Linked DNA regions of Homo sapiens: region 2 is linked to region 1. Evidence: chromatin loops called from intact Hi-C (ENCODE). Cell type or tissue: HCT116. All regions are shown on one strand.

Evidence for each region. Peaks named below come from ENCODE experiments on the same cell type or tissue, not always from the same donor. Only the 100,000 strongest peaks of a DNase experiment are listed, where the experiment ranks them.
Region 2: it touches region 1 in a loop (11-fold over the local background); 50 of 110 quality-filtered maps call a loop at or near these places.

What each region holds. Positions count from the first base shown.
Region 1 is chr10:100,742,547-100,745,046 of GRCh38, reverse strand. It overlaps a transcript of PAX2 not described here. Among named protein-coding and RNA genes, the nearest start is that of PAX2, 1.8 kb to the left of the region's middle. RefSeq lists an enhancer at 374-423. In HCT116, a CTCF peak has its summit at 1,277 (motif pointing right); a DNase peak (open chromatin) is centred at 1,296; H3K4me3 peaks cover 447 bases.
Region 2 is chr10:100,560,600-100,563,099 of GRCh38, reverse strand. No RefSeq gene overlaps it. Among named protein-coding and RNA genes, the nearest start is that of HIF1AN, 26 kb to the right of the region's middle. RefSeq lists enhancers at 1-552, 555-604, 715-794, 553-1,191. In HCT116, a CTCF peak has its summit at 952; a DNase peak (open chromatin) is centred at 929.

The sequences.
Region 1 (2,500 bases):
GGCTCTGAGTTCCCTTCCGTTCCTTCCCGGCTCTTCCTTCCTCTCTTTCTGGTCCTTCCCTTTGGCCTTTCCCTCCGGAGGTACCTTCCCACCCACGCACCCCCCACTTCTCATTCCACGGAAAAGTGTCCAGCAGTTTGTCTTGTCCCCTCCCGTTCCACGCGACTGTGCGCAGGGCCTCCCCAGTCCCCTTGCCCACCGGGTCTGGGCAGTCCAGAACGCTTGGTTCAGAATCGAGCTGAAGACCTCCGGCGAGTACCCACCTGCCTCGGTGGGACCCAGCGGATGGCGGGAGAGCCGGGGGACTTGGTTTCTGAACCCTCGGGTGACTGGGAAGGGGGTACAGGGGAGGGAAACAGTGCGGAGCTGCAGGTCGCTGGCGGCAGAGGATGTGGGAGACGAGGCTGGCTCTCCCCGGCTGGGGAGAAGAGGAGGCTGCGGACGCGGCTGAGCGCCGCCCGCTGCTAGCTCGGTGGATCCGGGGCGAGCGCAGGAGGCGCAACCACGGGGACGTCCCCACTCCTGCCGGAGCCTCCGCAGCTCTCTCTGGCACTAGCTCCCTTGCTCGCTGGGGTCCGCTCGCACGCACCAGGCAGAAGAAGCCCTTTGTCTCCTAACTGGTTAAGTACAGAATATCCGGGAGATCTTCATGAAATATTTTCCCTCGTCTCATAAATCATCTTGGCACTTCAGCTGATGTTTTAACTCTCTCTCCCTCCTTCGCTCCCTCCCCCCGCTTCCCTGGGTCTGCGAAAGGGCGGCTCGGCGAAGCTTGCGCAGCGCTCTTGCAGCCCGAATCCGAGATTCCTCCAGCCCCCGTCTGCAGCTCCGGGCGCCCCGCGGAAGCGCGGCGGACTCGCGCTCCCCTCCCTCTGGCCGGAGCCTGGGCGGCAGATACCATGGGGAGAGATGCACCTGCCTGACTCAGCCTAACTACTACTACTGGGCGTCTTGTACCCGGGTTTTTGGGATGCCCTTATTCCTCAGGAGGAGCTCAGGCCAGGCTCAGCGGGACGAGGTTCTGAGCCTCTCACTCCTGTGGGGCCTGGGTCCGCTGGGATCCTGGCATTTGCCCTCCCTCCTGTATCCTCCAGAGCCCAATAAGCTTAATCCACCTGCGGGGTAAAGTCTGGGAGGAAAACACTCCTCACCGCCTGCCCCTCCCAGCCCCTATCCCACTTCCCTTGGGTGGCTAGGCAGGTTGGTTCCCTTGGGCTAGAGGTTGAAGACGCAGGGCCTAGCCTCTAAGGTCAGTCTCTTCCTCTTGAGGCCTGCAGATGGCGCTCCCGGGTTTGCTTTGGCCTCACAACCCCACGAACACGCACTAACTTCGTGTAGGGACCGAAGAAGGAAAACAGTTCGGGCAGCCGAAAAGTAACAGCTCCCAGGCCAGAGTGCAAGGGATCTCAGGTGGTATTAGCTAGCACAGCCTTGGCTTTCCCCTCTGGGAAGTAATTAACCCAGAACTGGGGTGAAAGGAACGTTGAGAAAGGGTCCTTATTTAGAGGAGCTCAGAACTAAAGTAACCTTTGCCCCAGGTCTCTCCAAGTTGGTCATCCAGGAATTTGTCTCGGGGTGTGTGAACTATTGAAGGAAGAAAGCTGTGAGTAAACCCCCCCCCTTCCACACAGACACAGATTTTTCTAGAACCAGCTAGACATGTCCCTATGTTACAAGTACCATGAAATGTGGGTGCCCACAACAAGCATTTTCACATGTTGGGCGAGAAGGATTTTCCATTTTGTAGAGAAGGGGACTTAATGCGCCAAGTGTGCTGGAAGTTGTCCTCACACACCTGTCCTTCACATGCACCTTCTGAGGAGTAAAGACCCTTCTGATAGTCCCATTCCCAGGTAGCCCCTGAGAGTCCCCCCTGCTCCTGGGATCGTCTCCCCAGCACTGCACTAGCTGGACACTCACTCTTCCGCCAGGCCGGCTCCTGGCCGCTTCCCCATTAGCTCCAGCCCATTCCTGGGTCTAGAGAGTCAAAGAGTAATGCTCCCTGGAGATTAGGAACCCCTTTTCTCCAAAGCTCTGCCTTCTCCTGGGGCTCCAGGATGAAGGGCTGGCCTTCATCCAGTCACTGGCCGCTCCTCTGACTCCCCCTTTTCTGTTCTCTTTCTTCTATACAGTCTAGTAGAGGGGTGGGGGGAAGCAAGAAAGCAAAAAAAAAAAAAAAAAAAAAAAAAAAAAAAAAAAAAAAGGAAGAAAGAAGAGGAAAGGGGAAAAGAAAGAGAAAGAAAGAAAACAACCCAACCCCAAACACTACCCGGGCTCCGACCTGTCAGGGTTGGTTGCTTTTCCCGTCCGCCTCTAAATGAACCTTTTCTCTCTGGTGTTTTCAAAGCGGCCCTTCCACCCCCCAACCTAGGGGCATTTACACTTCAAACAAGGAGCCCGCCTCCCTGCGGAAATTTAAAGGCAAATAAACTTTTGGGGAGTTGCTCTGATACCCATCTCGGGATTTGCTTCATTAGCCGCCTCTGTGCATCTGATCTGC
Region 2 (2,500 bases), 180 kb after region 1:
AGGCCAACGGACTCCGCCGTTCCTCCAGTTCTTTCCCCTCTCCCACTCCTCCCAGTAGGCTGAGTCCACTCCCTGCAGCAATCCATCACCCTCAACACGCCCGTCCACCCACACCCCCACCTCCCCGCTCCTGAGCGGCACCCACACACATGGACGGTCCTCGGTTCATCTCGCCCTAGGTCTCCAACGCCCATCTGGAGCTTCCAGGGTGCGCCCGGATCCCAGCCCCGGCCGCCTCCTCCCGCCACCCGGGCCAGAGCTGCCTGAAGAGCAAGCCGGTGTCCTCGGCAGCCCCGCCCCGGGCTCTGAGGACTAGATCTCATCCCTAAACGAGGTCAGAGGACCACGGACCTCAGACTCACCTGGGAAACTGGTCACAAATACAAATTCCTGGGCCCCATCCAGAACTGCCGAATTATTCTGGCGGTGGAACCCGAAACCCGCCCTGCCTGCAGCCCCTCCGGCGAGCCCGAAACGGTACAGACCCAGGGCCCCGTCCGACGCCCGACCCCTCGCCCCAGTGCCCCCGAACGTGGCCGCCACTCTGCTTTGAACAGCGAAGGAACTCGAGACAGAGCCGAGCTGGGCTGCGGCCAGCCCACGGCCAGTCGGCGGAAGGTCGGGGGCCCCAGGCTCTTGCGCGGCCCCACAGACCCTTGCGTCAGAAGAGTGGCCCCCCGCGCCATGGGCTCTGCGGCCAGGAGGCCACGTGCGACGTCGCTCAGGCCGGAACACGTGGCTCCAGCAGAAGCCACATCTGGATTCTACACGTGCTGGGCTGCGGGCGAGGTTCTTCCACACCACAGGCGTCTTCTTGCCACCCAGGAGACCTGGGCCGGCAGCTTCCCTGCAGTGCGGGGCCCACGGGCTCCCCGCAGTGGGGAGTGCGAGAAACGCAACTGCGACCTCGCCGCGCACTCCGCTTCCGCCATTGGCTCAGGATCCCTGCGTGGAGCGAGGGCGCCACGCTGCGACTGCAGCAGGGACGGCACGTCCCAGGGGAGAGCGCGGGAAATATGGTGCGTGAGGTCCCAATTTCCAGGTTCCCTCCCACCTCAATGACTCGTTTTATAGCCGCCCCCTCAGGCTGACCTCTACCCTAGACCCCGTCTAACTAATCGCTAATCCCCTGACCTCAGGAAGGCCAGGGATGAGAGTCACAGGCCAATGCCTCTGGGCAGCCATAGGAAGTGAGGAAATGCAGACCCCAAATTTTCCCCTAAATCCTAGAAATATGCTCCAGATAAAAGTCTTTGCCTGGGTTCAGATTCTAGACTCCTGTCCTTCATTCCAGAAATTTCAGCACCATAGAATCACTGGCAAGTCTCGGACAGTATTCAGGCCCACTGCCATGGTGGCTTCCTATCAAAAATATTCTCATTTGTCACTGACCTTAGCAGGGGAAAAGACCTCAGAATTGGACCCAGTGCTCAGAGGTGGCCTGACCATCTCAGAAAGCAGTGGGGTAACACCTCCCTTGATCTGGCTGCTCCGTTTGGTTAATGCAATTCATGGCTGTGTTAGGATTTTAGCAGTCACATCACACAGTTGACTCATATTGAGCTTGCAGTCAACTAAACCCCCCAGGTCTTTTCTTCATGAACTGCTGTCAAGCTGGGCCAACCCCTACAACCGGTACTTATGTCATTGATTTTGTTTTAACCTAAGTGCAGGACTCTACATTTATCCCTGTTAAGTTTAATCTTGTTGGTTCCAGCCCAGTGTTCCAGCCTGTTGAAATCGTTTTGAATCCTGACTCTTTCATGCAAAGTATTAACTGCCCCTCCTAGCTCTATCACCTGCAAACTTGATGAGCCTGCTGCTTCGGTCAGTTGTCAATAAAAATGTCAGAGAGGACACAGGCCCAGACTGAGCCCTAAGGCATACTGCTGGAGACTTCCCTCTAGTCTAGGCTGACATGGATCCATTAATCAACCCTCACTGGGTCTGACTGTTCACCAAGCTTCCTAGCCATTTGGTTCAGATGCTTCTGCCACAACTAGATAACATGAGAGGCTTTGTCAGAAATTTGTCAGAGGCTTTGCTGGAAATTTCTCTTGCCCAGGCTGTGGCCCCCACATCAAGCTTAGGCCTTCTTTCTACCCTCCACACCCCACCATCATTTGTTTACTCATAACTTTAGGGGATTATATTTCCAATGGTGCCCCCTCCTGCATGACTTAATATTTCTGAGCTTCAGGATCACCTTGGGTGTGCCTTTGCTATTTCATATCCCATCATCCTATGCCTCCTCTGAGACCTCATTCTCTTAAATTCTCTGTCCTGCCACCTTCTCTGCCTATAAATGTGCAGTGGCCTCCCTTGCCTAAAAAGCTCTCTACTAGCTGCCCCCTTAAACTGTGGTTGGCTTCTGCCTCTGTCCTTCTTTTGAAAATCCAAACACTTCCAAACTCACCTTTCATGTCTCCTAAGCCTTTAGCAATCTGGGCTGCCAATCTCTCAGCTGAGCAACCATATTGCCCAAGCAGTGGACAGTGAT